2 separate regions of the Homo sapiens genome follow, and region 1 is linked to region 2. A link is a loop called in an ENCODE intact Hi-C map of the cell type or tissue named here. Cell type or tissue: heart left ventricle. All regions are shown on one strand. Each heading gives the region's core, and the rest is flanking DNA. Links, peaks and the distances in the headings are about the cores only.

Region 1 (16,207 bases), core at 4,214-12,213, 97 kb after region 2:
AACAGTGAGAACGCTAAGGCTTAAAAGTGGTGCTGGCAGCTAATCAGTGAGAAAAAGAAAGCTGCAATAAGAAGGAAGAACACAGAGAACCCAGTGACAGTAAAAGGACATCTTCATCCGAAAACCGATTCTGTGGGATGCTTCCACCTCTCCATATCACATAGCACTTCTTGTCACTGAAGTATAAGATCAAGTCCAAAAGCATGCAGGGGTCAGGTATTCCTAGAAGCATATATTCCAATACCTCTTCCTGTGAGCCGCTGTTCCTCAGCAAAGCATTTGATCCTTTGTTTCCAGGGCCAGGCCATTTTCGCTTCATTTTCTTCTGTTTGCCATTCTTGTGACCAGCTTTAAGATTTTTATTTTTTTGTTTAGCAGCTAAAAACAAAAAATTAATTTAAAAAATGACATAAAGTTACAATAGCAGTTTACTTTTAAGAAGTACGGGGCCAGGTGCAGTGGCTCATGTCTGTAATCCCAGCTCTTTGGGAGGCTGAGGCAGGAGGACTGCTCAAAGCTAGGAGTTCAAGGCCAGCCTAAGTGTTCAAGGCCAGCCTAGGCAGCCTAGAGATCTTGTCTCTACAAAAACATAGCTGGGTGTGGTGGTGCACGCCTGTAGTCCAGCTACTCTGGGACTATAGGCTAAGGCAGGAGGATTGCTTGAGCCAAGGTGTTCAAGGTTACAGTGAGCTATGACTGCACTGCTGCACTCCAGCCTGGGCAACAGAGTGAGAACCTGTCGCAAAACAAATGGAAAAAAGAAGTATGATTTACAATAATTGAGGAAAGTTCTCTAAGGCTCAATAAGTGAAAACTGGCATGATAGTGATCAGTTTTCCTAGAAGCTCTGGGACTAAGGGACCAAAAAGAGAATTATGATAATACATCCTGGATTCCCCATTCATTGTTTTTAAAAATATATAAGGTATTGTCAAGAAAAAAGCAAGATAATAAAATCAGTCTTATAAGTTCTAAGGCAGATCCTTTTGAAGTGTTCAGAGTATGATGGATCTAATTAGGAACTGCAACAGTAAAACTTTAAGTGTTTACAATGACCTCATAAATTACTGTCAGATTTTTCACTGAAAACATTTTAAATAGATCAAGTTTTTATTTATTTATCTATCCGTGCACGCATTTATCCATCTATCCTGCAATGGCATAATCATAGTCTACTGGAGCCTCGAACTCCTGGGCTCAAGCAATACAGATCCATTTTAAGTAAAGAAAACAACAAAAAAATGACAGCATTAAAATTTTAATTTTTTTTTTTTTTTGAGACAGAGTCTCGCTCTGTTGTCCAGGTTGGAGTGCACTGTGTGATCTCGGCTCACTGCAACCTCTGCCTCCTAGGCTCAAGTGATTCTCGTGCCTCAGCCTCCAGGGTAGCTGGGATTACAGGCATGTGCCACCATACCCTGATACTTTTTTTTATTTTTAGGTTTCACCATGTTGGCCAGGCTGGTCTCGAACTCCTGACCTCAAGTGATCCACCAGCCTCGGCCTTCCAAAGTGCTGGGATTACAGGCGTGAGCCACCATGCCTGGCCAAAAATTTCATTTATAATTGCCATTTGCCCTCATATTTATGGCTAAATCTCATTTTAGTAATCTAGAAGAATATATTTCTGAGTTACAGTCTGACATACAACCATTCCAGTCAATCCTCTTTAAATGACAGCAATACAAGCAGGCATATCCTATCCTTCACACATGCAGAGGCCAGGGCTTTAGCATTCTCCCTTTAGAAATAGTCAGGGCCTTTGATAACCCACCTCCATCCTCCAGCTCCCTCTACAAACTAAGCATTTAATGCACCAAGTGGCCAGGTCTCAGATGGGGTCTCTGGCCATGCAAGCTCATGTCTGGTATAAATATTCATGAAAACCATAGTCTTATCATAAGATAAAGTGCAAAGAAAAATCCTCTGTCCGTATATGGACAACTGTGACTGCTTCTCTAGATAAACTTTAAATGATAAAATAGTTTGACTCTTACCCTGTGGGGTATCTTTTACTCCTTCTTTCTTTGTAGATTCTTCAGGTTGAGCAGCATTTGCCATTTCTCTGGCTTGTATGTACTGTTGAAGCTCTTTGGCAAAATTATCTTCTGATTCCTGACTGCAGATATCATTATCACTATATACATCATAGTCCTTACTTCTTGATTTTCTATGCAGCGAACTTTTTGGTGATATTGCAGAGTGTCTAAACTAAGTAAAAATTAAAACTTCAATTTTAAAAACCTAGCATGATTCAAAACAATCTGGCTATACAGAAGAAACAAGATTGGCTATAAACTGGTCATTGTTGAAGGTGGGTAATAGGTACATGGGATTCATATACTATTCTCTCCACTCATATATTTGAAAATTTCCAGAATTAAAAAAAAGAAAAAATTTCCAGAATTAAAAACAAACTAACAAACCACTATGACATATCTATCCTTAAAGATGATTTGAGGGAAAATTCTAAATTTGTACATTGTGTGCCTTTGACTGAATTAAAAGTCTAAACCCCTAAATCTTAATTATTTGATATGAGAGGATTACAGTATTACAGTTCACACATTACATTTCTGCCTTTGCATTGACAGTACTTTTAAATGTCTTCAATAATTTATCATTTTGTAAAACACCCCAAGTAAACTGTAATGGTCCATATGAAAACCCACTTACACTTAAGATACATCTAAGCTACCAAAGTCTAGTCTTTCTCCTATAACTCACAGAAGTGGTAGCAGCAATGATGACAAGGAATAAAGAACTACCCTATTCTCTGTAATCAAGTTAACTTTACTTGCAGAAAGAGTTTCCTAACTCTGTTGTTGCACGTGCCCAAGGCAAGGGTGAAGAACCCAGGCATGGGAGCTAATCCTAGAGGAGCCCAGGCTGATGACAGCAATGACTTAAAGCAATTTCTGCATAAAAATTTTCAGGTATTGGTTACATGTGTTTCTACACTTGGTGACACAGGTATATTAAACTGTATCATTATAATTAGTATGTATGACACATTTTAATCAGAAAGTTTATTTTTAAAAAATGACCAAGTATCAAAGGGCTCCTATTCTGATGTCACGAAGAAATGGCATGCCTATCATTACAGTGGATAATGATTTTGTTTCAAAGCATACTTTGGGGCCTGGTCTCTTATTTGCTTTCACATGATAACTAAGAAGCAAACTCAAAACAAACAGACAAAAAACAAAACAGAAGAATCGCTATTATAAAATATATTAGGTGGCCCAATTTAACAGTTTACTTTTTTTTTTTTTTTTTTTTTTTTTGATGGATTCTCACTCTATTGCCCAGGCTGGAGTGCAGTGGCACGATCTTGGCTCACTGCAACCTCTGCCTCCCAGGCTCAAGCGATTCCCTTGCCTCAGCCTCCCGAGTAGCTGGGACTACAGGCATGCACCACCATGCTCAGCTAATTTTTGTATTTTTGATAGAGACAGGGTTTCACCCTATTGGCCAGGCTGGTCCTGAACTGCTGACCTCAAGTGATCCGCCTGCCTCGGCCTCCCAAAGTGCTAGGATTACAGCCATGAGCCACCATGCCCGGCAACAGTTTACTTCTGATGGTTAACTTCAAAGTTAGGAGTTGTTCCACCAGAGGATTGATTATAAGCCTAGAAAATGAACTTGCTCCCTGCTTAAAGAATCCAAACAAGCTGAGGAAGTTTCTTGATCTGACAATGGCCTCAATTATACCTTATCTTCCCTACACCAGACAAGACTATCAACCAATTATCTTCAGGCCACCAAACTTCTTGTCTCTAGGTCTTCAAGAAAGAGTGCCTTTTCCCCATTAACACCATAGAATAAACTTGTAAATGTAACTTCTGGACTGATAGATCAGGGGTTGGCAAATTTTCAGCTTCACCACCTGTTTCTGTAAATACAGTTTTACTGTAACACCAATTACATCCATTCATTTACATATTGTCTTAGTTGTGACAGAGACAACATGGCCTACAAAGGTGAAAAGATTCACTAACTGATCCTTTATGAAAAGGTTGGCCGACTCCTGTGATAGATTATGTTTACCTTGGTTTTGGCCTTTAATTTTATTTAGTAGGCATGGGGGAACCAAAAAGATTATTCAGTATGCAGCAGCTCCTATGAAGTTTAGCTTAATCAAATACATAGAGGTGAGATTTTCTTCAGTGCATCTGAATCAAAATATTAAAATGATCCAAATGAGTGATTAAGTTCCCTCTGTCTGCACAAAACACATAGGCCTACAGTATTGAAGCAGACTCCTTTTACGACAAGTAATAATACGTTGGACTTACATTAAATGAAGACATGAAACAATCTGGCAACATTAATAAAGCCAGGACAATCATCAATTTTGCTGTTTTATTATACAGTAGGGATAAATATTACTAATGATTCTTTTCAGAGGGCATTGAAATATATAAAATACAAATAATTGAATACTTTTCTTCACTTAGCTAGCTATAAACTCATTGCTTCAGTTTGTTGTTTTTTGTATAATTTAAAAAGCATACGAACATGATTACATCCCCTTTCTCCTTTTGTAAGAGTCTAAATAACTTTTTTTATTCAAGATGGTTTACTGAACTAGTATGGCCTCCAGAAACCTCCAAAATTAAAGTACAGGTAACAGTGTGTGTGTGTGTGTGTGTGTGTGTGTGTGTGCGCGTGTGTATGTGTGTTGTGTTTTGTGTGTGTGTGTGTGTGTGTATGGGAGGCATGAAGTGCATTCATCAGGAATTAAGAGTCAAATTTCTGATAGACAAAAAGGAAGTTATGCTCTAAAGGGTGGGCTTAGGTACAGTGTGAGAAATGGGGCTATAAATGAGAATGAATTAAAATTCTACAAAAAACAGACAAAGCTGTTACAACAAATTCTCTCTGCCCTCTCCCTCTCCAGAACACAACCACCCAGGTACTTTCCCTAGGAAAAAAAGAGAAGGCTGTTATCCAAAGAAATGGAATAGAATGTCTGGTAAAAGCTAAGATGTGGGTACTACGACCACCCACATGGAGGTACTAAATCTTCCATGGGCTGGCATTTGGGAGCAACCCCTACTAGAAAAATACTCCATCCTACTCACCATAAAGCAGGGGTTCTCACCCTGCTGTCCAGAGACCCCCCCCTCAAGGGCCTATGGATTGAATTCAGAAAATTCAGTGAACTTGAATTCAGAAAATTCAGTGAACTTGAATGAGAAGAAAACCACATATTATTTTCATCAACCTCCAAATTGACATTTGGTATTTGAACAAAGGAAGTATGTTCAAATATGTTATTCCGTTTTGAACATAGGAAACAAAATATAGCAGTATCAGCAGTGCCTGTGACTGTCACTAACACAAATCACAGATATTTTCATGTATCACATTATAGTTGTTGCAGATCTCAAAATACCTTTTATGTTCATGACCACTGCAAAATTAGAATCAGACTAACTGCTCTGCTAGGTCTTAATATTCAGTGTATTAATAAAGAACATATTACTCTATAGCATTTGTTTTTAATATTTTGATAAACTGTATTTCAATCAAATCAATTTCCTTTGTAATCAAACATTTTATTTTATACACTTAAAAAACTTGAAAAGGGGTCCATAGGCTTCACCAGACTGCTAAAGGGGGTGCATGGCACAAAGTGGACTGAGAATTGTTACACTGCTGGAAAACCTCCTATCCACACAGCCTACTCACTCACCACCCAGTCAGGCTTCCTATTTAGAGAAAAGGCCTTTAGAGACACAGACTTACCAACACATCAGCAGAGGACATCTATTAACTCTCTGGGCCTTTCTTAAATGAATGGACAACAAAGGAATACAAAAGCATGTGACAAAAATCTAGAGCTGGAGTCAGTGAACTACAACCCAAGGGCAAAATCCGCTCTGCCACCTGTGTTTGTAAGCACCCACAAGCTAAGAATGAACTTTACATATTTTTTCATGGTTGAAACAAAAGAAATCAAAAGAATATTTCATGACACTTGAAAACTATATAAAATTTAAATTTCAGAGTCCATAAATACAATTTTATTGGAACATAGGCATACTCATTCATTTATATATTATATGGCCTGCTTCTTTGCTACAACAGCAGAGCTGAGTAGCTGCAAGAGACCTTCATGGCATTCTCATCACTTCGTAGAGATGCTCAGTTATAAATTGACAACATTTTGAGTGCTTCATTGAGTACCTCATGCTATTTAATTTTTTTTCCAGAGCATACTTACCACATCAAAACACAAAAAGCAAACTTCAAATGTCAAGTATTTAAAGGCGCAGTGAATTGTGGATTATTATACTGTCAAGTCAGACGGCAAATCACTGTGGTTATTATGTAACAATACTACAGTAGTGCTAAAAGAAAACAATGTATGTTGACATTACAGTATTAAGCATTCACCACAATATTCCCAACTCACAAGAGAGTAACAGAAAAATTAGAAAATTTTACTCCAGCTCTCTTCTGATTAAAATTATTCTTTTTTAAAATTAGACAATTTAAAATAAATGATCACATCCACAGATCTTTCCAAAAATAAAACAAAAACAAGACTATAATCAAAGTAAGTTTCATTTGTAGCCAAAGAAAGCTTATAATGAGTTAATTAAATCATGATTGATTACAGCAAAGAAATCTGTCCAGAGAAAATAAAGTTCTTAAGACAAGTGGCCTTTTGGCAAGAACAGCTGCTCAAAGATATGAGGAAACTGGAGCTTCATCAGACAATTTAAAACCAGGTAAATACTTTCCAGTGGTTTTCCTTGGCTTTTAATGAGTTCACAGGTGTTACTGACACTGCTTGGTATCACTGTGCTGTTCAAAGTTAAAATAGGAACAAGATCTCCATACCTACATTAATTTGCAGCAGATATATTTTGCACACTCAAACAGTTCCAGAAGTGTTTTTTCAGACTTTAAGTGCTTCAAAATCCATTTAACTATGCAACTGAGGAGCTTCCGCCTAACCTTTGATTGGCAGTGACTCATCTGCAATGTAGTAACATGCTAAAAGACAAATCTAAGAGAAGAATCGAACAAAGTTCCATAAATGTCTTCCAGGCAATGTATATGCTCAATTAAGATCATATTCTGGTGAACTGATATCAGTATTGGGCAATATCCATCTGTAGCGAAAAGACATTTTCAGAGATGAAATAAAGTCTTATTATATATCAGCTTAACAGATGAATCTTTGCAATCAATTTTGATAAGGAACAGTAACTTTGAACCCCAATTAAGCAAATAATTACCTCACAAAGAAGAATCCCATTCTTCTCATTAGAATCGTATTAAAAAACAATTATTATTATGTACTGAAGTCTATCAGTCAAAGGCTGTGTTGTGGAAACTTGTTTTCTCTCCTTCATTATATAAATACGTACATAACATCCTCAATTTTGCTTCTTGCCTTAAAAACCTAAAATATTTATTGTCTTGTCCTTTATAGAAAATGCTTACTGATCCCTGATCTCCAGAACATAACAAAAAAGCAAGAAAATAACTGAAAAACAGATCCAGAAGAAGCAACTATCATTTGAGAAAAAGAACTCGAAAATTTAAAAATACACAAAGATATTAAAAAATATATTCAAAAACAATGTTAGAAAGCTATCAAAACAAGAATAAGATCTTAGTTAAATTGTAATTTATGAAATAATGATAAATAGAAACAGAGGAAATATCTTGGGATATAAAGAAAAAAGATAAAAAATAAGAGATATGTCTCATATAAAAGGATATGAATAAATAATCTCACCACAATAGCACTAAGCAGAATGAATGAAAAAAGATTCACAATCGCATAGAATTAAGAATGCCAAGAATGAAGAGAAGAGCCTTAAAGCTTCCAGAGAAAACAGGATACTTACAAAGATATTAGAATGAAATTGGTAAATTTCACCTTTGTAACACTGGATAGTAGAAGACAATGGAGCAGTAACCTCAAACTTAATTCTATTTCAGCCAAACTATCAACAATGAGGTAAATTCAAGATATTTTCAGAAATGTTAACAAGAACTCAAAAATCTGTCTTCCATGCATCCCTACATATGGGTGTATGCCAACCAATGAGAAACCAACAGCTAGAAAATGATACTTAAAAAAAATTATTCACAATAGTTTCATTAAACACTTAGCAATAAATATAACAAAAGGTATATAAGATGTGAGATATCTACAAAGAAAGTTATAGGCATACCTTATTTGATGTCCTTCATTTTACTGTGTGTCACAAATAACACATTTCTTTTACAGATTGAAGGTCTGTGGCAACCCTGCATCAAACAAGTCTATTGGCACCATTTTTTGAAAAGCATGTGTTCACTCTGTGTCTCTGTGTCACATTTTGGTAATTCTCGCAATACATCTGTTATAGCGATCTGTGATCAGTGGTCTTTGACGTTACTATTGTAATTTTTGAGGGGGTGCCATGAACCATGCCCACATAAGATGGCGAACTTAATCGATAAATGTTGCATGTGTTCTGACTGCTCCACCAACCAGCCATTCTCCTGTCTCTCTCCCTCCCTCTCCCCTCAGGCTTCCCTATTCCCTGAGACACTAAGATACTGAAATTAGACTAATTAATAACCCTACAATGGCTTCTAAGTGTTCAAGGGAAAGGAAGAATCATATGTCTCTACTGAAATCAAAAGCTAGAAATGATTAAGCTTAGTGAGGAAGGCATGTCAAAAGTCAAGACAAGCTGAAAGCTAGGCCTCGTAAGCCAAATAGCCAACTTGTGAATGCAAAGGGAAGGTTCCTGAAGGAAAGTAAAAGTGCTACTCCAGTGAACACACTAATGATATGAACACAAAACAGCCTTATTGCTGATACAGAGAAATTGTATTGGTCTGGATAGAAGATCAAACCAGTCATAACATTCCCTTAAGCCAAAGCCTAATCCAGGGCAAGGCCCTAACTCTCTTCAATTCTATGAAGGTGGAAAAAGGTGAGGAAGCTGCAGAAGGAAAGTCTGAAGTTAGCAGAGGTTGGTTCTTGAGGTTTATGGATAGACGATGTCTCCATCACATAAAAAGTGCATGACAGGCCAGGCGCGGTGGCTCACGCTTATAATCCCAGCACTTTGGGAGGCCGAGGCGGGCAGATCACTTGAGGCCAGGGGTTCAAGACCAGCCTAGCCAACATAGTGAAACCCCGTCTCTACTAAAAATACAAAAATTAACTGGGTGTGATGGTGCACACCCGTAGTCCCAGCTACTCAGGAGGCTGAAGCAGGAGAATCGCTTGAACCCAGGAGGCAGACGATGCAGTGAGCCAAGGTAATGCCAATGCACTCCAGCCTGGGTGACAGAGCAAGACTCCATCTCAAAAAGCAATGTGCATGATGAAGCAACAAGTGCTGATGTAAAAGCTGCAAATTATCCAGAAGATCTAGCTAAGATCATTGATGAAGGTGGCCACACTAAACAACAGATTTTCAATGTAAATGAAACAGCCTTATGTTGGAAAAAGATGCCACTTGGGACTTTCATAACTAGAGAGAAGTCAATACCTCACTTCAAAGAATACCCTGACTTCACCACTACAATCTATGCATGTAACAAAATTGCACTTGCACCCCGTAAATTTATACAAATAAAATACTTTAAAAGGCTTCAAAAAGATAGGCTAACTCTTGTTAGGAGCTAATGCAGCTGGTGACTTTAAGTTGAAACCAATGCTCATTTACCAGTCTGAAAATTCTAGGGCCCTTAAGAATTATGCTAAATATACTCTGCCTGTGCTCTATATATGGAGCAACAGAGCCCAGATGGCAGTATATCTGTTTACAGCATGGTTTACTGACTATTTTAAGCCCACTGTTGAGACCTACTGCTCAGAAAAAATATCCTTTTCAAAATACTACTGCTCATTGACAATGCACCCAGTCACCCAAGAGCTCTGATGGAGATGAATGTTTTCATGTCCACAAACACAACAACCATTCTGCAGCTTATGGATCACGGAATAATTGACTTTCAAGTCTTATTTAAGAAATAAATACAAAATACACTTTTTAAGGTTATAGTAGCCATAGAAAGTGATTTCTCTGATGGATCTGGGCAGAGTAAATTGAAAACCTAGAAAGGATTCACCATTTTAGCTGACATTAAGAACATTCGTGATTCATGGCAGAAGGTCAAATATCAACAATAACAGGAGTTTGAAAGAAGGTGATTGCAACCCTCAGGGATGACTTTGAGGAGTTCAAGACTTCAGTAGACGAAGTAATTGCAGGTGTGGTGGAAAAGCAAGAGAACTAGAATTAGAAGTGGAGAATGAAGACGTGACTGAATTGCTGCAACTTCATGATCAAACTTGAACAGATGAGGAGCTGCTTCTTACAAGTGAACAATGTGGTTTCTTGAGATGCAATCTATTTCTGGTGAAGATGCTATGAACATTGTTGAAATGACAACAGATTTAGAATATTATATAAACCTAGTTGATAAAGCAGTGGCAGGGGTTGAGAGGATTGACTCCAATTTTGAAATTTTTACTGTGGGTAAAATGCTATCAAACAGCATCACATACTACAGAGAAATATTTTGTAAAAGGAGAAGTCAATTGAGGTGACAAACTTTACTGCTGTCCTATTTTAAGAAATTGCCAGAGCCACCTCAGTGTTTAGCAGTCACCACCCTCAGCAGCTATCAACACTGAGGCAAGACCCTCTGCCATCAAAAAGATGACTCGCTGACTGTTAACATTTTTTAGCAACAAAGAATTTTTAATTAAGATATATACTGTTTTCTAAAATATAATGGTATTGGACACCTAACAGAGTACTGTATAGTATAAATGTAACTTTTATATGCACTGGGAAACCAAAACATTCTTGTGCCTAGCTTTACTGCAATATTTGTTTTATTGTGGTGGTATGAAATCAAACCCTCAAAATCTGAGGTAATGCTCTTTCTTAACTTGCAAAGTGTTTACCTGGGTATTCTCTTTTAAATAAGCTATAGCCAGCCATGGTGGCTCACACCTGTAATCCCAGCAGTTTGGGAGGCTGAGGCGGGCCAATCACTTGAGCTCAGGAGTTCGAGACCAGCCTGGCCAACATGGCAAAAACCCATCTCTACTAAAAATACAAAAATTAGCCAGGCAAGGTGGGTGACAGGCACCTGTATTCCCAACTACTCGGGAGGCTGAGGCAGGAGAATTGCTTGAACCTGGGAGGTGGAGGTTGCAGTGAGCCAAGATTTTGCCACTTTACTGCAGCCTGTGCAACAGAGTGAGACTCTGTCTCAAAAATAAATAAGTTAATTAATTAATTAGCTGTGATATTTATTTGATAATGTATTCACCTTTTACATACTTGTGAGTGAAGAGGCTGCACTGAAGCAAGCCTGGTTGAGAATAACCTAGGAGTCCATCTTCTCACAGTACTGTTTTGCAGAAACTATGTAAGACAGTTGTAGAATGTTGTTTCTGCCTGTCTGCTGTGGAAGGTTATAATATATAATACGAAGTCTGGAGGAGCTAAAAGTGGGCATAAAAGACTGAGGCCTATGTGACTCAAGCAGTATAAAAAACTTGTGGGAAGTTGAAGTTGCAATTTCTTGTCGTCAACCTTGGCTCTCATCTTTGGAAGCCACATAGGCCCCAAAGGGGAAAAGAAGTTGCTTACTTGGGTAGCTGAGAGGCTTCCAAGAAGATGAAGATACTGTACCTGCTTTATCATCTGTCCTGTATTCTTTTATAAAACTAAGGAGGCTGGGCATGGTGGCTCACACCTATAATCCTAGCACTTCGGGAGGCCGAGGCTGGCAGATCACTTGAGCTCTGGAGTTTGAGACCAGCCTGGGCAACATGATGAAACCCTGTCTCTGCTAAAAATACAACAATTAGCCAGGTGTGGTGGCGTGTGCCTGTAGTCCCAGCTACTCGGGAGGCTGAGGTGGGAAAACTGCTCGAACCCAGGAGAAGGAGGTTGCAGTGAGCCAAGATCATGCTACCACACTCCAGCCTGGGCAACAGAGACAGAAAGAAAAGAAAGAAAGAAAGAAAAGAAAGAAAAAGAAAAAGAAAAGGAAAAAAAGAAAGAAAGAAAAAGAAAAAGCAAGCAAGCAAGAAAGCTAAGTAAAAGATACACTATTAAAGTCTATTTCTGTCTTATAAGTCTCAGTGACAATTTAACCCATTCTTCTATAGTGTGTTAAAACTCATTTTTTTTTTGAGATGGAATTTTGCTCTTGTTGCCCAGGCTGGAGTGCAATGGCATGATATCGGCTCACCGCAACCTCTGCCTCCCGGGTTTAAGCGATTCTCCTGCCTCAGCTCCCTGAGTAGCTGGGATTACAGGTGCCTGCCACCATGCTTGGCTAATTTTGTATTTTTAGTAGAGATGGCGTTTCTCCATGTTCAAAAACAGAAAAGAAGGGCAAGATAGGAATATACATTACCTTTGTTATGGGTTGAACTGCACCCTCCCAAAATTCTTATAATGAACTACTAACCCCTAATACCTCAGAATGTGACCTTTTTTGGAAATAGGGTCATTGCAAGTGTAATTAATTAAGATTAGGTCATTAGGGTGGGCCCTAGTCCAGTGACTGATTTCCTTATAAAAAAGGAAAATTCAGCCGGGCACAGTCGCTCAGGCCTGTAATCCCAGCACTTTGGGAGGCCGAGGCGGTCAGATCGCTTGACCCCAGGAGTTCGAGACCAGCCTGGGCAACATGGCGAAACCCCATGTATATTTTTTCTCTACAAAAAACACAAAAATTAGCTGGGCGTGGTGGTGCACACCTGTAATCCCAGCTACTTGGGAGGCTGAGAATTGCTTGAGTCCAGAAGGAGGTTGCAGTGAGCAGAGATTGTGCCACTGCACTCCAACCTGGGTGACAGAGCAAGACTCTGTCTCAAAAAAAGGAAATTCAGACAATTCAGACACAGGCATACAGGGAGAACACCATGTGAATATGAAGGCAGAAATCAGGATGATACTTTTGCAAGCCATCACCAAAGATTGCCAGCATTCCATCAGGAGCTAGGGGAGATGAATGAATAGATTCTTCCCCACAGCCTCAGAAGGAACCAACCCTGCCAACACCTTGTGCTGGGACCTCCAGCCTCCAGAACCTTGAGACAATAAAGTTCTGGGGTTTTTTTTGTTTTTGTTTTTGTTTTGATTCGGAGTCTCGCTTTGTTGCCCAGGCTGGAGTGCAGTGGCGGGATTTTGGCTTACTGCAACCTCCACCTCCTGGGTTCAAGTGATTCTTCTGCCTCAGCCTCCCTAGTAGCTGGGACTACAGGTGCATGCCACCATGCCTGGCTAAATTTTTTTGTATTTTTAGTAGAGATGGGTTTCACCATATTGGCCAGGCTGGTCTCAAACTCCTGACCTCATGATCCATCCACCTCGGCCTCCCAAAGTGCTGGGACTACAGGCGTGAGCCACCGCGCCCAGCCAAGTTCTGTTGTTTAAGCCACCCAGTCTGTGGTACTTTGTTATGGCAGCCCTAATGAACTAATACGGGCTTTAAGCTATAAATCACTAAGGTTGGTTAAGTTAACAAATCATAACCCTCAAAAATGTTAACCCAACTTGAAAGAAGCTTTTGAAACTGTTTACAGTCCATTTCAGAAATAACAAAAATAGAAATAAATGCAATTATTAAACATATGTCATGTTAAATGACAATAAAGTTATTAAATAATAATTTATTTAAAAAGTATAACCAGTTTTCTTTGATATAAGTAACTGGGTCCCAAATGCTGGTAAAATGAGACAAGTAGGATCCTTCATTAATTTCTCATATCCATTTCCATCTGTTTTTTCTTTTTTTGTTGTTCCATGTGAAACTGAGAAAAAAAAATCTGCGTTTTCAACTTAAACAGTGGTCAACTTAATCTTACTTTTTTGGGAATTTGCTCGCACTCCAGTTTAATTTTCTCTTCTTGTGTTTCTTCAACTTCTGTATCTATTTCATCATCGATTCTGTAGCAAAAATATCAAATAACACAAAAGAGTTTTTTCAACCTGAAGTGTTCATACCACAGCGTTACAATTCACTGCTTTGGCTTGTCTTCAACTTACCCTCAAAGAAATTACAAATTCAAATTCTATACCAAATACTCCAGAAAATGTACAAAATTATGATGACCAATAAATGTCCATATATATTTATGAATAGCCTGTAAAATTTTAGATTATAAAGCCTTAATGTTCAAGTATTAGCAGCTATATAAATCATTCATTCATCCATCATTCCATTAATTCAACAACTACTAAGTACCCACCATGTACGAGGCTCCGGGCCTTAGGCCCTGGACTACAACAATGAAAAATACAGACCCTGTCACTGTGTTCTGAGAGCTTTCTATCTCCTTGGGAGAAAAAAATAAAGCTATTTCAATATGGTATGGTAAGTATAGGGGCATATATGGGGAACACAACCCAGACTTGGGGATCAGAGGCATTCAGAGCCTAAATGATACTTATGAGTTAGCCAAAAAAGAGGAAAGAGGAATGTGAGAGAGAAGGGTATTTTAGGCAGAATGCAGAGTGCCTTTTGAGATTAGGAGCGAGACAAACACATTTAAGTGTAAAGATGAAAAAGAAAAACTGTTTTCAGACTTACAGGACTGAGAAGTTGACCATGCATATATATAACAGTCTGAGACAATTACTTGAGGCTATTCCAGCAAAACTAAATATGAACCCAAGAGGGATGGGAAATATAAGAACATGGTGAACAAAGAAGACAATAAAATGTATAGATGTATCTGAATAATGGTTGATACTAGAAATATAGGGAGCTGAAGAAAATATTATCTTAGTAAGTGGTGACTATTGAACACAAGATTGGGAAAAGCTGTGAATTAAAATATGAGTTACACACCAGATAAAGGCAAGGAATTGGGGAATGTGTCCCATCTCAAGAGAACATGTTACAAAGGGAAAGCACTGACAGCACAAGGAGAATGTGAACAGTGGCTCCGTGGCTGTTCTTTCAAAGTTACAGGAGCTCAGGCTTCACAGCTTTGTCCAATTCAACAGTTTACACTGACTCAGAGCTCCAGAGTTACATCCATCAGATGAGGTACTAAGTTGTGAGCCTGCTACAGAAGCCACCATTACAAGAACCAAAAACCCCAATACTTGTGAATCTTTATAGCTATAGTTTCCAGTAATGAATCATCTCATGGAGTAGGAGGCAACCTCTCCTTAGGCAGAGGAATAATGACAATAATGACCTCAATAGCAGTAACAGCATCAGCCAACACTTGAATGATGCTTACTCTGTGCCAGATGCTGCTCCATACACGTAACACTTACCACAAACAACAGTGTTATGACATACATACTAAAAGCCCATTTTACGGATGAGAAAACAATCACAGAAAGGATATGTAACTTGTCACAGAGCTAATACATGGTGGAGCTGAGATCTGAGCCCCAGCAGGCAGGCAAAGCTCCCAAGTATGTGCCCTACAATCACACTGTTATTCAACACTGCCCATTCTAAATAGATGTCTACTTTCACTGTGAAGGTCTACAATACTCAGCACCCATATTAGACCTATGAGCAGGATAGGACAGAGGTGACCACCTCTTCTCTGTAAAACATGTTCTTTACTTAGCTTCAGAGATAGTGGGCTCTTCTAGTTTCTTCTTTCCACAGCTACTACTTCTCAGTCTCCTTTGTTGGTTCCTTATCTTCACAACTTTCAAAGTCAGTTCTCACCTCTTCTCTTCTTTGTCTATATTCTCATCTATATTCTCATTCCAGGCTATCCCTTTCTATATCATCACTATGAATATCATCTGTATGTAGTTGATTTCAATATCCAAGTCTCTAACCCAAACCCCTCTTCTTAAATCCAAACAGAGCTAACTTCCTAGTCAACATAACCACCTGAACATCTACTAGACATATGTAATCTTAAAACATCCAACACTGAACTCTTGCTCTTCTCTCTGAAGCCTAATCCTTCTTGCTATCTAAAACGGCAACACCATCCCTCTCAAGATCCCTACCAAAACCTTAAAGTCAATCTTGATTCCTCTCTCACATCCCCATCCAATCTCTGAGGAAATCCAGTTTATTCTATCTTCAACATACCCACGTTTGACCACTTCTTGCCACTAATACAACAATCCAAGCTGCTCTGGCACCCCTACATTCTACTCTCAACACAACTAGAATGACCCTGCTAAAATATTTCAAATGTCACTCTGCTGAAAAA
Region 2 (16,207 bases), core at 2,724-10,723:
GAGGACCCGGGCTGGGCTGCGAAAGCGTCGGTCCATTGTGGGCGAGGACTCCACGTGAGCACCGCCGGGAGGAAGAAGATTTCTCAGGGAGCTATGAGACATTGGTCTTTCCTGGGTCTCCATGAGAGCTCCAGGTCACCTAATTAGCTTAGAGAACGTCCCCGCCCTCCAAACTCCGACATTTAAATTTCCAACCGAAGTATCAGAACACTCACGGGACTTTCTCAGCAGTTTGTGGCATTTCCCAGGCAGAGGTGGCCCGGGAGGTTTCCGAAGCGGTCCCTTCCCGAGCCGGCGAGGCCCTGGATGTGCGACTACATTTTCTTAAACACATATACAGGCGGCTTGCTGTTTAATTTTTCTGTTCTTGCCGTTGGCATTTGTTCGAATCTCACCGGATTTATTTGTTTAATACTTGACCAGATTCGCTTTTATGTTAACCATTAGCAACTGATTTTTAAAATTAAGGCGAGAACTTGAATTGCCGAGTCCGGGACCCACATCCAGCAGAGTAGCCCTGGCAAGCCAGGGTGAGGGGCCCGGCCATGGACTGCCGACCCCGCTACCTGCACAATACCAACAGCGGTGGGCAGCGGAGAGCCTGCACACGGAGTGCCTGGTGCGCCTCAGGCTCCCTGCAGGGCATCTTCCAGTCACTTCATTCCCGGAGCTACCCTGTGAAGTGGGGACTGTTACCCCCATTTTGCAGATGATGAAAGTGAGGCCCAGGGAGGATGAGATGTATTCAAGGTCACACAACCAGAAATGAGCGGAATAAACCCAGTCTCTCTTGTTGGGCTCCAAGATTTCTTCCTTGCCTGCAGACACTTGCCCATACTCCCTGGCCAGAGACTGACTTCCTGGGCCAGGCAGGCATGCCCATGGCCACCTAGAGGCCCCTACGGTGCAGGAAGGGATTCCAGGCAGGCAGAATTTGGCTCAGACGAGACGTGGTGATGTTAGTGCAGAAGGTAGTGAGGGGGCACCACAGGGAGATACTCAGTGACCAGGCAGCAGAGGCCCAGTTTGGGGCCACGCTAAACCCACCCAACAGAGCAATGGGGTCTCCTATCAACTTTGCAGGTTACAGAACAAAGTAAAACCCCACCTCAGACCTTGAGCCCAATGCCAGAAGCATAGGTGGGTACATCCCTAAGGCGGCTCCCCAGCCTAGGCTCCAAGGAGGCAGCGTGGACAGGATGTGTGATGAGATGCGTGAGAACCAGGCCCTGCCATTGTGTGACTTTTGCTGCTCGGGGAATGAGGTAAACACCTGTCTCCTGAGGTTACCTAGAAACCAGGTGAGACCGAAGCACTTGTCATATGTTTGCAGCTGCTGCAGAGGCAAAGTGAGCTCACCCAGACTCTGTACCCGGAACTTCTGGGTCCAATCCCTGTCCCGCCACATCCAGTCTTTCTCAAGTTTCTTATCCTCTAAACCTTACTGTCTTGAGCTGCAAAACACCTGTCTTAGGTGCTTTGTGAGGGGAAAGGGAACAAAAGAGATTGCCCATAGATGGTCATTTAAAAATTCTAGTGAGACTCTCTTTCACCCACAGTCCTATGTGGCCAGGGGTCTCCCCTTCTCCACCCTCAACCCTGTCCGGGCAAGCGTAAAGGGTGAATTGTAAAGGAGGCCCCAGGGCCTGGTGCATGCTGGAACAAGCATTACCTGACTCCTTCCACGTTTTGGGTCTCTGCTCAAATAAGTAATCCTCTGCAGAGGCCTTCCAGAACTCTCTCTACTCTAAACAAGTCCTCTCTCTGCCCCTGTATTTCCTGTTTGGGTCCCCTGAAGGGCTCTGGCGTAGTACCGATCATCATTTGTAATGATATATTTTGGTAGGTTTCAAGTTTATTGTCTGTATTCCCACTATAGGGCTCCAGGGGCAGGGACCCACCTGGCCTTAAAGCAGTGTGAGCCCTGGGACTCCTGAACCCACCAGTAAGAGCCATTGGTTGGTGGAGACTCAGCAAGTTTGGAGAATGAGCTGTGCCCACAGGATCATATCTTGCCATGGAGGAGATGAGATGGGTCAGGTGGGAGGCACTGAGGACAGGCTTCCTCGACCAAGGCCCATTGACACAGCAACTCCAAGGAGCTCTAGATGGAGACTGCGGTGCTCCTCATGGGGGTGGGCCACAACCCTGTCTGGGGTTCCCGTTTGCTGGCAAATGTGCTTGCTTTGCGTTTTAGGAGACAGCGCAAGAGTAATATCATGAGCGTATGTGTGTGTTTGTGTGTGTGTGTGTCAATAGATGTATGTGTCTCTGTGTGTGGTTGTGTGTACACACCTTTTTTGCATTGGTACCTGTGGTTGTGTGTGCATCTGTCTGCGTGAGTGATTGTATGTGTGATGGTAAGTGTATGTGTGTGTGCATATCTGTGCTGTGTGTGTGATTGGGTATGCACATGTCTTTGTGTGTTGGTGATTGTGTCTCTGTGATTGTGTATGTGTTACAGGGGAGGGGAGGCTGTGTGCTGCAGGGTCCAGAGCAGTGGTCCTGCGGGGATGGAGTCTCATCTCTCTCCTGCTCTCCTCTGTGGCTATCCACTGTGTCCCTCTTGTCAGCGCATCTGTCCCAAGTCACTTTGCAGGTTTTTGTCACTGGCTGATGAAGAGCAGGTGGTCATGGGGAAGGAAGGGAGGCTGAGAAGTATGGGGTGTGCAGAGAGCAGGAGCCCTTTCTGGACACTGTGCCCACCCTGTGGCCTTCCCACTGGAAGAGAAACACCTCATTGGGGAGATCAGAACAAATATCTAACCATCATCTCGCACTTCACCTTCAGCCCACAGTGGCTCTGGGCGGGCAGGGGATGCGGGCTCCCGGCCACCTCCTCGCCTGTGTGGGGAGCTGCTATGGTGTTTAAGCAGGCTTCCCTCCCTGACCCTCTCCCTGTGATCAGATGTCACAGGTCTCCAAATTCCACCATGAGAGGTTCATTCTTTTAGTTGCCTCCTCCCATTTGATACATTGCTTTTTATAATTAAATAAAAATAAATGTTGTTCATGTATAATTTCATGATTTTAACCATGGAACTATATTCTATGTGTGGCAACCACCACCACAATCAGGGTACAGAACAGTTCCACCGCCCCCAAAACTACATCATGCTGCTCTTTGAAGTCACACCTACTACCCACCCCAGCCTTGGCAGCCCTTATCTATTCTTTATCGTTACAATTTTGTCTTCTCCATCATGTCATACAATTTTTTATTTTATTTTGTTTTAGAGACAGGGTTTTGCCATGTTGCCTAGGCTGGTCTCGAACTCCTGGGCTCAAGCAATCCTCCCATCTCAGCCTCGTAAAGTGCTGGGATTATAGCTGTGAGTCACTGCACCCGGCCTCCACAATGTCATATAAATGGAAAAGAGTACATGGCCTTTTGGGTTTAGTTTCTTTAATCTCATTTGCTCTGAGAATATGTGTTGGGCAGTGCTTGTGGCTGCAGCATTTACCCCGAGATAACTTTGTCACAAAATATCTTTTATTATTTTCACATTGCTTAGTATATCAACTTTGGAAATAACAGACATCATTCTATTTATAGCATTCTGTTCTTAGTAGTGGTATTTCCATTTACAAAATATAGTAATTCTTGATCGCTGAAAATGTCAAATCCTAGAAATATAGCTCTCCTACGCGTGATATTAACATCGCTCTGGAACAGTTGTTGGCCGAAGATTCAATTGATGCATCCGATTTTTCCCAAATAGACGATTTTAATGATTCAGACAATTCTGATGTTAGTTCTGCTTTGAAATAACTACAAGAACAGTTTTTATATTTTATTTTCACATTGAAAATCATTCAGATTTGCTTCAGCTTCAAAAAGCATGTTTCTGTAAAATTAAATGAGCACTGGCAGCAAGCTGCACTTTTTTGATTCTAAATAAGAAAATTAACTTCGTATAATGCATCTAAGAATCACCCAAGCTACAGGTTCCTTTTTGTTTTTGCTTTTGTTTTTGTTTTTGTTTTCTTTTCTTTTTTTTTTTTTTTTTTTGAGACGGAGTCTTGCTCTGTCACTCAGGCTGGAGTGCAGTGGCGTGATCTTGGCTCACTGCCACCTCCGCCTCCCGGGTTCAAGCGATTCTCCTGCCTCAGCCTTCCGTGAGTAGCTGGGATTACAGGCTCCCGCCACCACGCCCAGCTAATTTTTGTATTTTTAGTAGAGACGGGGTTTCACCTTGTTAGCCAGGATGGTCTCTATCTCTTGACCTTGTGATCCACCCGCCTCGGCCTCCCAAAGTGTTGGGATTACAGGCGTGAGCCACCGTGCCTGGCCTCTACTGTTTATCGGTTCACCCACTGAACAACAACCACCGTGGTGTCATTCCAGTTTTGGGCAATTGTGAATACAGCTGGTATAAGCATTCAAAATATGCTTTTCATGTGAATGTATTTTCATTTCTTATGGGCAAATACCTGGGAGTGGGATTGTTGGGTCATATGGTAAATGTGTGTTTAACTTCGTAAGAAACTGCCCAACTATATTCTGTATTAGTTTTACCGCTTTACATTTATGAAAGACCTCACTACACTGCATCCTTACCAGAACTTAGAGTTCTCGGGTTGATTTGTTTTTCTCCAAGTCATTCTAGTAAGCATGCAGTGGTATCTCATTGCGGTTTTAATTTCCATTTCCCTAATGACTAATGACATTGGACATCTCTTCATGTGATTATTTGCCAAATAGTCTATTGGGCAAAACGTCTGTTCGAGCCTTCTGCCCATTTAAAAAATTGATTGTTTGTTTCTTTTTCTTTCTTTTTATTTTTTTGAGATGGGGTCTTTCTATGTTGCCCAGGCCAGCCATGGAATTACTGGGCTCGAGTGACCCTCCTGCCTCAGCCTCTGGAGTATTTGGGATTACAGGCAAATCCTGATTGTTTTTAATAAATTTTGAGCGCTCTTTATATATTCTAAATACAAAGCCTTTTTTGGATATGTGAGTTATAAATATTTTCTCTCAGTTTGTAGCTTAACAATGACTTTTGCAGATCAAAATTTTAAATTTTAATGAACTTTAGTTTATCAATTTTTTATTTTAATGGATTGTGTTTTGGGTGTCAAGTCTAAGCACTCTTGGCCTAACCTCAGGTCATGAAAATTTTCTTCTAAAATTTTTATAGTTTTACATTTTTATTATGACCCATGTTGAGTTACTTTTTAAAAATGAGGTGTGAGATTCATCTTGAGGGCCAATTTTTCATGTGGATATCCAATTGTTCCAATACCATTTGTTGTTGAAAGACTGCTGATTCACACACTTGCCTTAGCAACTTTGTCAAAAATCGTTCATCATACATGTATGGAGAAATTTCTGCCAATAACACACTTATCTTGATTACCGTAGCTTTACAGTAAGTGTTAAAATTGAGTAAAGTGGGTCCTCCAACTTTATTATTCCTTTTCAAAATCCCTTTGGCTATTCTAGTTTCTTTGCCTTTTCATTAACATTTCAGAATCAGTTGTCTATGCCTATAAGAAATTCTACTGGGCCGGGCACTGTGGCTCACGCCTGTAATCCCAGCACTTTGGGAGGGCAAGGTGGGCAGACCACCTGAGGTCAGGAGTCCGAGACCAGCCTGGCAAACATGGTGAAACCCCGTCTGTACTAAAAATGCATAATTAACCAGGCGTGGTGGCACATGCCTGTAATCCCAGCTACTCAGGAGGCTGAGGCAGGAGAATTGCTTGAACCCGGGAGGCAGAGATTGCAGTGAGCCACAAGCTGAGATCACACCATGGCACTCCAGCCTGGGCAACAAGAGCAAAACTCTGTCTCAAAAACAACAACAGCAACCAGAAACTACTGGAATTTGTATTGGGATTGCATTAAATCTATAGATCAATTAGAGGAGAATTGGCATCTTAAATGTACTGAGTCTTCCAATCTGTGAACACAAAATGTCTTTCTACTTATTTAGATATTCTTTGGTTTCTTTCATCAGTATATATATATTTTTAGTTTTCAACACAAACATGCTGTGTGTTAGACTTATACCTAATTATTTCATTTTTGAAGCTTTTTTTTTTTTTTTTTTAAATTCATTTCCAAGTGGATATCCCTAGTATGGAGAAATCCAATGGGCTTTTCTGCGTTGACCTTGTATCTTGTGACCCTGTGGAACTCGATCATTATTTATAGGGAATTTTAAAAAATACATTTCCAGGGGTTTTTTTACATGGACAATCATGTCATCTATGTATTAGAGCAGTTTTACTTCTTCCTTTTTAATGTATGTGTCATTTATTTATGTATTTAGCCTTATTACATGGACTAAAATTTCAAGTACAGTTTTTAACAGGAGAGCGAACATTCTTGCCTTGTTCTAGAACTTAGGAAGAAAGGATTCGTTTTTTCAACATTGAGTATGGTTCTGGCTGTAGGTTTTTTGTAGGTGTTATTTGTCTGGCTAAGATTTCCTTCTTGTCCTAGTTTGATACAATACTTATTATGAATGGACATTGAATTTTTTCACATGCTTTTTTTCTACTTCACTTGATATGGTCCTGTGTTTTTTCTTTAGTCTGTTAATAAGGTGGATTTTCTGTCTTCTGGAAGAGATGGTGTAGAATTGGTGCCAGTTCCTGAAATGTCTGGTAGAATTTACCAATGAAACCATGTGGGCCTGGAGACTTCTGGAAAGTTTTAACTATGAATTCAATTTCTTAGATACAGAGCTATTTAGGTTGGCAATTTTTCTTCCCTGGGGTGAGTTTTGGTAGTTTGTATCTTTCAAGAAATTGGTCCATAGCACCTCTCTCTTGAGGCACCTACTTCTAAATACTCTGGGGACCACTCCGCATTTCTACACAATTGATCTCCTATAATGACAGATAAGTGCTTTGTTCCATAATCCACTACAGAGCCAAGTAGTCCCCTATGATTAATTTCCTTTCTTGTGTAACTTTTTAATTTTCCTAGAGTTTATTCCCTTTTGCCTCAGTCTGCCGTCTACACAAGCACAATTGTTTCCAGGATCTCCTTCCCAGTCAGTGTTCTGCCAGGGCTGCTTGTCCCTGGAGCCCAGACTCCCCCGGCCTCTCTGCATTTGGCTCCCGCCTTGCTGCTGCCCTCCCTGGGCTCGTGGCCCTGCGGCTACACAGGGGCTTTGGGAGAGAGTCTCTCTGCTATCCTGAGCTGGAGTCTACATTTTCGAGATCACATGTCTTCCTCTTTCTTTGGCTTACTCCCTTATTTTTTTGAACCCATCCTTAGGAAAATGATTTTTAACTCATTATTGCTGGACTTGTCAAATCACTTGCCTACAGTAGATATCACACTTTTTCTACACGGAAACTTTTAAGCAGCCAACAGTAGCATCATGATCCCGGGTCGTAGGTGGGGGGTCTGCTGTGGCCAAAAAGAGTGGTGGCTGAATCCTACAGTTGGGAGCAAGGCCAGAGGAGGAAGTGAGAGGAGGAAAGCTGACCCGCGCTCTCTCCGACTCACTGCCCGCCAGCTCTCCTCCCCACTGACTTCCCAGCGAAAATCAAGACCTCGCGCTGGAGCAGGACTTGAGACTTATTTCTTGGTCTGAGAAAAAAAAAATGAGCTGAAGGGTGGAAAAATGAAAACAAAAGCTTGCTCCTTTCCGGCCTAGTATGGCCTGGGAAGTCAGCCCATCAGTGTCAATTTAGCTGCCGATTCGGATTGATTGCCTGGGACTGCCTAGAGTCCAGGTTGAGATGGCTCCTCAGTCACTCTAGAGCTTGGCATGAAAGGACACCATGATTGACAGGGGTATCTGCCCTCATCCTAGCACCAGGAGTGTTCACTAACCCTGAAGTAGAGATTTTAATACTAATGCATGAAGATGAGCTGAAACAGCAGGGGCTTGTGAATCATTCAGATCTATTGATCTGAGATAAATACCGCTATCTAAAATGAGGTATTTCATAAAACAGATATTTGGTGCCTACAATGGCCCAGGCACTGGGAACAAAACAGACAGTGATCTTGCTTTGATTTTAAGAGAGAAGCTCTGGATCTGAAGTTGGCAGGCCAGGGTAGCAATTTGAGCCAAGCTCAGCTGGTCTGCTGTGCTAGTCAGGGCCAGACTCAGCTCATCTGGACTGGCCTTGCTCGTTTGTCTGTAGTCAGCTGCCAAGCTAGCTGGGGCTGGTTGGTCTAGGGCAGTTCATCTGGTGCATGCAGGCTCTGCTCCGTGAGGCCTCTCATCCTCCAGGAGGCTAGCTGGGGCTTTTCTCATGGTGGTTGTGGTGGTGGTGATGGTGGTTGTAGAGCACCAAGACTGAGCAGAAGCTCACAGACTTCTTGAGACCCAGGCTTGGAACTGGAGCATGACTTCCACTGCATCCTGTTGGCCAAAGCAAGCCACAAGTCCAGCCCAGATATGAAAGGTGGGAAAACAGACTTCCTTTTTGATGAAAAGAGAGCAGAGTCTCCTTGCATATGGCGTTGGCACAGGGAGGAAGACCTGGGGTGATTTTTGCAAATCCTCCATCATAGTGACGCAAAGACTTACTCCCACAGGCACCTGTGTTTAGACAAATGGGTGGAATCAGGGCAGGGTGGTGATGGGGAGGTTCTCCTGGCATCTTCTGCTTTCTCTAGCAGCCTCCACTTCTCCCTGGCACATTCAAGAATGAGATCTACATCCTGTCAAGGGCAGCCCTGATTGCAGAGGAGAATGGAAGTCCCCTTGCTCCCTTGGGGTCATTTCTGGCCCTGGGGGCATTGGGCAGTGAGTGTAAAGGGCCTGATCCACACCATGGCCCGCTGGGAAAGGAGACGTGGCCAGCCAGTTCAGTGGTTTCTTGGGCTAGCCTGGAGTCTTTCAATCAGGAACGGATGTCCTCCCAGGTCTGCTCACCCTGGGGAATCCTATTTGGCACTAGACTTGATTGCAGGCAGATCGAGCCAGATGCCTTTGAAGCTGCTCCCCTTCCCTTTGGGTACCAGCCCTCCCTCCATATGCTGGCTCAGACCTGCCTCTCAGCCAGCGGTGCCAGGATCAGGGTCCATTGTTTGGGCACAGCTGTTGACAAAGGCCTGACTGTGCTGGCCACTCTCCCCTGACCCATAGGGGCAAGGGTTTGTGCAGCCCTGGGGCTCCAGAGAAGACTCCCAGGGTGGGTTGAACTTTCTTTATCCTTTCAAACTCCCTGCCAGGACTTTCCATGCTCTTCAGTAACTGCCTGAAACCTAAAATAAGGACACGACACACATTTTTGTTAAAGAAAAAATAAGCACCCATAATTTGACTGGACCCAAACCCATCCATTTGCACAAGTCTCAAGTACAATTTGTAACTCAAGTAAGTAAAATGTGTATCTCAAGGAAGTAATCATCTCTCCTCCTGTATATAGGAAAATGTGTTCCTCTCTGGACACCAGAATCTCTCAAAGGAGGCAGCCTCGATGGGAAGTGAGACCCAAGGAACTCAGCGTGGGGCTGGGTGCCTAAGTACTAAGATTGAGACATGACAGTTGTTCACATCAAAGACCAGAGGCATGGGGGATATTGGTGGTGACTGGGAGGGAACTGGAAAGTCCCCGAGCCACCCTTGGCCCCGTTCTTGCCATCTGGTTGGCCACTATCTGAGACGTTTCCCCGTCTGCTGGAGATTAGTTCCCTCTGGACCTTAGATGGAAGGGGAGGGGGTTATGAGCTCTGGAGCAGCCCTTTCCCATGCTCACCCCATCTCTGAAGGAGGGGCTGGGGTCAGAGAGCAAGACCAGCAACTGGTTGCATTGTCCAGAAAGCCTCAACTGCCCCTGGGGAGCTGAGAGCATCAGATGACTCCCGGGCTGATTTGAACAAAAACAGAGGACCACTGAGCTCCAAGACAGGGGTCTCTGCTGTACCAGAAGAAAAAAAAAATGCATCCAGAGAAGCATCAGACTGTAGTGTAAAAACATACAAACATGTTAGTATCTCCTGAACGGGTCAGTATCACCTCAGTCCTCCTGCAATTTAGGCCTTTTCTCTGATTGCATGACAAAAAGAATCTAACTAGTAAGATAATGTGCTCATTCCACAACTATGTCCTGAGAGGCTAGCACAGGAAAAATGCTGTTCTGGGAGGCCTGAGGCAGCGTAGCACGTGGTGAAGACTCCCAGGCCTGGCTTGATCTTGGCTCGGATCCTTCCTGGTTGACTGATCTGGGGCAAGTTCCTGCCCCTTGTGAATCAGTTTCTTCCTCTGAACAGTGGAGATAATAGACATTCCCATCTCATGGGGTCATAGTTGAAGAAAATGAATAATATTCAAAGACCAGGTCCATAACAAATGCTAAATACGTGACAGGAGAGAGAAAGATGCAGCTGACACAGTCCCCACTGCCACTTAGCTCACCAAGCAGGAAGAGAAAAACCAGACAAATTAGAAAAGTATCAGAGGGCCAACGATTGCCTAAGCGGGGTGCTGCATTGGAGGGTGGCCACGAGCTACTCCAGGTTAAGCAAGCAGGTAGGGAACTCTCTAAGGAGGGGACTTCTAAGTCGAAGTGGAAAGACAACTCTAGAGGACTCCACTCTAGAGGACCTGGGGGCAGATTCTCCAGGCAGAGGGCCCAGCCGGTGCAAAGGCCCCAAGGTGGGTGTAGCCTGGGGAGGTTCATGGTAAGAGGGCCTGGATTCCACTGGCAGAACGGATTCCGCTGGATTCCGTGGGCAAACGGGAAGGGAAGGGTCAAATGATGGCGGTGTGCCTGAGTACATTGTCAGGGTCCGGGGTCTTGGAGTCTTTATTCTTGGAATAACTAACATGAATGGTGATGATGGCTAAATAAAAAGTGGGGTGTGTTTTCTGATTTTCCTACTCTCTCTAGGGGAAAATCCCAAGTGTTTCTGAGTGGGTTGGCAGTGGTGCAACAGAAATTATCCTCTCCTGTACCACGGCAGTCCTGTCACATCTCCCCTCCCTGCATCCTCACTTGCTTTCGTAAAATCTGTATTTCCCAAAGACAGAGGTCAGAGGCCAGGCTGCATCACGCCCCTGCCTACATCCCACAAGTCTCCTCGCCGCTGAGAATAAAGGGAAACTCCTCACCATGGAGCTGACAGAATGTATTAGTTTTTCATTGCTGCCTTCTTTGATTCCTTTTTATCTACTAAACTTTCTCTCCCTTCTATATTCATATTGTGTTAAATCCCAAAAGGAAATAGACAAAATGTGCTGCCATTTTTGCTGGTAGGAGGCTCTCAGGTTGTGAGATGTGAGGAGAAGGCTCATATACCCGGCTTGTGTACCTAGGAGGGGATTGCAGCTGCTGGATGCCATGTGTGTGGACCCCAAGCTCCTTGCTTGGCTTGGGCATTGGGGACCTCAGAGACTTGCTGAAGATAATACCGAGGCTGTGAAAGGCACAACCCAATCCACAGGTGCAGATGGCCTCTGGACAAAGGTTAGCTGGGCAGCAAGCAGGTGAAATGGGGAAAGTGAGTTTGGTGGTAAGATGAGCAAGAGATTGTCTTTGGCTCATACTGACGCCATTCCTTCACTCCTCATTCACTCGTTCACTCGTTTGTTCATTCAAATGGGCATCTAGTGTACTTTCAAGGGGATGCTGTGAAGTGAGAGGATGAATGAGGCAGGACTCACGAAGGTTCTCTGTGCACCCCTCTCTAAGGTGAGTCCGGCCATCTTGTCACACCAGCGGCTGGAGAAGGCACACTGGGTTTTAAATCCTGGATAGGCCACCGTGGCTCAGAGACCTATGCGGCTTCCGCCCCTGCCAAGTGGGTGTTGTAATGGTGCCACGTCCTGCGCTGTCATGGGTTCCTGTGTGAAGTGTGGCCGCAGTGCCGGCTCTGGGCACCCGCTGTTTTTGTCATCGCTCCTGTGGCTGTTTTAAAAACCAGACTGGAATTGCGCATGGAGTGTAAATGTAGAGTTACAGGCAGCCAGCAGGGTTCAAACTCAAAGTACCCTGAGCATCCTGGGGTGCAGAGCCCCAAAGGGAGGCTCCAGCTGGAGGGCTGGGGTGGTTAATTTTATGTGTCAATTTAGTTAAGACATGGTTTCCAGATATTTGCTCAAACACCAGTCCAGATGTTGCTGAGAAGCGATTGTTTAGATACGACTAGCATTTAAATCAGCAGCCTTTGAGAAAAGCCGATTCGCCTCCTAGTGTGGGTGGCCCTCATGCAAAAGACTGAGGTCCCCTGAGGAGGGAGTTGGGCCTCCACACTGCCTTCTGCCTTTGACCTTGAGCTGCAGCATCACCTGCAACTGGCCCTGGGTCTCCAGCCTGCTCCTGCCCTGCGGAGGTTGGACTTGCCAGCCCCCATAACTGCTCGACAGTTCCTTAAAATTCCTTAAAATTGGACTTGCCAGCCCCCACAACTGCGTGACAATCCCTTAAAATCTCTCTTTCTCTCTCCATATATTAATAAGTATGTTATATATTACAATATTACATATGTATACGTATGCATGTGTGTGTATATATAATATATATCTCTTTCTTATTGCTTCTGTTTCTGTAGAGAGTTCTGACTAATCCAAAGGCCTCAGGCAACTCCCCAAGTGAAATTCTCTCACTTCCTCCAGAAGCACCCACTTTCTCTCCTCATATATGTGGGTGCTGAGCAGAGGTCTCTGGCATGAAGAGTAGTCGAGGATTTATAACCCGCCTCTGGCTCAGTTGAAAAATAAAAATAAGTTCTGTAGAGAGCACATTCACGAATTCGACATGACTCAGACGCTGAAGACTCCGAGCCTTGGCCAGCAGGCTCACATTTGGTAAGTTGCTCGGTCCTTTCAGAGACCTAAGGCATCAAAACATCTGTGTTCCCATTAACAAAATGCTGACGTGACGCATAGCTGTGGCTTGGGAGAAACCAGCGTGGGAGACGGCCCCTCCAAGTCTAGGGGTCATCCGTGGCCATCGGAGGTCTTGGAGCTCTATTGTCACCAAAGAGGCTCTCAAAAGGTGTCACTGTACCAAGACTGTCACTGTGAGGAAGACCATCGAGCCAGGTTACAGGAGAACAGAAGCCCCAGGGACCAGTCCCCATGTTTCCGTACATACTCCTGAAGCTTCTCTGTACCCTCTGTTGCCTTCAGAGCAGGTTCGGAGTGAGCCCAAACAGCATGGGGGCCTGGATGGGATGAGAGGGGTCAGGCCTGCTGGCAGGGGACCGGGTGAGCCGGGGGACACACACCCATCTTTGGCTGTGTCCACCCTTGGACCAGGAGGTAGGGTCTGGGGGTACGAAATGTCTCTGGAGGCCCAGCCATCCTGCAAGTGGTAGTTGGTTCTCAGAGGAAGGGAGCCTGGTGATCTCTGAGGAATCTTCCGTGGACCCGCCGGAGTAAACACTGTGCGAGAAGGGGCTGGAGGGGAGATGGACAAGAATTCCCGGAGAAGGGCAGGGGTGGATGGAGCGTTCCATGGGCCTTCTTGCTTCCAAGAGCCTTAAAACCAGCTCCTCCCCTCGCCCAGCTCTCAGCACTGGTCTGCGTCTTCCAGAACCATCCATGCCACCTCTACTCCAGCTTGGAAAAACCTGGATGGGGTGACATCTGTTGTTCCTTCTCTAACTGGTTCTCTGCAAACATTGCCATTGGTGTCAAGTTAGATGAAGTACTCACCCCTTTAAAGAGTTTCATAACAGAAACGGTAAACCTTGATATTTTTCTACTCAAAGATGGAAGGTTTCACTGCATGTCTCCTCTTAGTTCCATTTCAAAGAAGTTATTAATTCAAAGAAATGGAAACTATTCGTCATTATTTATTGTCAATGACATAAGTTGGGCCACGACTGGTTTTGAAGGGATGAAAATTTATACCATTTGAGGGGATCTCTCTAAGAAAAAGATTTAAAACGGGGCGCCTCAAGAGCCCTGGAAGAGGCCTGGGAAAGTGAGGACCCAGACATGGCAGCTTCCTCAGCTTCGAGGGGACGGCCTCTGGAACACGCTCTGTCCTTCCTGGTGTGCAGGGGCCTCCCCTTGCTGCCCTGTCTGGATCTGACCTTCACCCACTCCCACCTTGGAGAGTGGGAGGTCAGCTTCGAGGGCTGTGCGGAGCCTGGGGTTGCTTTTCACTGTTGGGACCTGGAACCCTGAGATGGGAAAGCCTCACCCAAAAGCCAGCCCTTCACTGAGCAGCAGGTGGACAGCCCTTGAGGGTCCGGCCGGCTTCCTGTCCATCCCATAGCCCCTCACAGCACCCTTGGCCTGACCTCAGCAAGGACCACATGTGCATGGAAGGAAATGGCCTGCTTCCATGCATGGCTCAGAGCAGGGGAGGGTGGTGGGTTTGGGAGGGGAATGGCAGACAACTGTGGCTGTGGGCAAGGAGCCCCCTGCCCAGACTGAAAAGAGTGCATTGAGGAATGAGAATTGAGACTCAGAGACAGGCCGGTTGCTCTGCTCGTTAACATGAAAATGATGCCACAGCCAGTGTTGAGGGGAAAGAGCTGACATAGAGCCTGCATCCTGTGGGGCTGCATGGTGACGTCTGTGCAAGGGAGCACCTGTGTCTAACCCAAGACTTGAAACCCAACGAAAAGTTAACAGTGGTTGTCTCTGGTTGTGGGACTTGTTCTTTGTTTGAATGCATTTTTCTGTATTTTGAATTGTTTTGCAGAGATTATGCTTTCTTTTTATGATCAAGCAAAATGATAAAGCTTTCTCAGCTTGGAAAAAGGGGGCACTGGGGTCTCAGGCCCCTCACATGACCTCATTTGTCCCCATAATGTGGGTCTCATGGGTGCATGTCTTGGTATGTAAGGATTCCAGCTTCATCATCTAGCTTTGCAAAGGAGCTCGGTGATGCCTGTGCCTATACCAACTCAGGTGACAGATGAGCATGGCATCCAGGACCTGCCCTGTTAGGAGCAGCTGCAGCTCAGACCCTCAAACCTCATGTCAAAGGCACGGATACTCTCTGCTTCTCGGGCTCCCTGGCCCCAGCCCCGGCATGCTGGCTTGCCGAGAGCAGCAAGATGCTTCCTTGTACCACGCTCTGTTTCATCAGCCTCACCCCAGAGAGGTTGGAGGCTGGGATGGGCCACAGCCTCCTCACCTTCCCTCGGCAAGTCAGCCTGGAGCCTTCCTGTCTCCCTCCCCGCCTGGGACGGAGATGCAGCCTTGGTTTGCTTGGTCTTGAAGATGTTTAAGGTTTTTCCGTGGTAACTGGCAAGCTGGGCACATCTCACCCTCAATGAGCACCGGGGAGAAAGCAGCTGGCGCCTGTTGCCCACGGAGCAGGAAGTGGCACCGGAAGCAGAGGGCAGTTGTGCCTGGAGCCAGCAGCACTGGGGTTAGAAATACTTGGCTGCCCAGCGGCCAAGTAGAAGACAAGACCCTGTCCCTCCACACACACTCCCCTGCTTCCTTTACTTCCTGGAGCCCCAGGCCATCACCCCAGGTTCCTGGCAGTATGCTTGCCCTTCCCAGCGCAGCCTTTGGCACAGATTTCTCCCGGCTTCAAAACTGAGCCCTCCATGTACCCGGGGCAGCTGCGGCTCCGCGAACCCACTTTCAGCTGTCAGGGCCTGGCCAGCTCGTAGCGCAGGAGGCAGCTGTTCGCCTGGCTGGATGTGGGCAAGGACGTCTCCTCCACCTTCCCTTCACGCTTCCTGCCCCCGCTGCCCAGGTGCCCAACCTGAACTTTGCACGGGAGTGAGAAATCTACTGTGGGGCATTTGGGCTCAGTCCTATCAATCCCTAGTGCAAATTCATCAATAAGATCATTCACCACACAGGAGCCTGTGAGAACAAAGGAGGCAGTCCATTGGGGTGGCCGGCGGGGCTGGGTGGGAGTCAGACTTCCTGGCCTGGCTCTACTGCTCCTAAGCCCCATGATTTGGGGGAAGGTGTTTGACTTTCAGCCTCCATATCTTTCTCTATGAAATGGAGACAAGCCCCGTTTCTCCACGGGGTTGCTGCCGGCCAGTAGCTGAACTATTCTTTGTTACAGCGAAGAAGCTCTTTGTAGACTGAAGTACACAAATGCAATTGACATATAAACCATGAAGTCATCTATAAAAGCAGAGCCCCCCTTTTTTAAGGAAGGGGACGTGGGTGTGGGAAATCAGGTTTGGGTGGCAGGGCTGCACGGTGCTGGGCAGGTACGGGGTTGCAGGAGGTCGCTCCTGAGTGCCCCAGGACCTGCGTGGGAGGGACCACAACGTGGGAGGAGGAAGGAAAACAAACCAAACTTCTCTTCCGAGCAATTGCGTTTGGGGCTGTGCCTGGTCAGGCCCTGGGTA

The links. Peaks named below come from ENCODE experiments on the same cell type or tissue, not always from the same donor. Only the 100,000 strongest peaks of a DNase experiment are listed, where the experiment ranks them.
Region 1: a loop joins it to region 2, with 2.0 times the contacts of the local background. A loop is called at or near these places in 5 of 110 quality-filtered maps.

What each region holds. Positions count from the first base shown.
Region 1 is chr2:112,236,318-112,252,524 of GRCh38, forward strand. ZC3H8 (zinc finger CCCH-type containing 8) reads right to left here. Exons shown (of 9, transcript NM_032494.3): 2 at 13,874-13,955; 3 at 1,998-2,211; 4 at 245-378. It also overlaps a transcript of FBLN7 not described here. Among named protein-coding and RNA genes, the nearest start is that of ZC3H8, 11 kb to the right of the region's middle. In heart left ventricle, for the core only: no CTCF peak of the experiment used is centred there; no DNase peak of the experiment used is centred there.
Region 2 is chr2:112,140,531-112,156,737 of GRCh38, forward strand. All of the region lies in intron 1 of FBLN7 (fibulin 7), which reads left to right. Among named protein-coding and RNA genes, the nearest start is that of FBLN7, 10 kb to the left of the region's middle. RefSeq lists enhancers at 1-385, 16,008-16,207. In heart left ventricle, for the core only: no CTCF peak of the experiment used is centred there; a DNase peak (open chromatin) is centred at 7,092; H3K27ac peaks cover 2,835 bases.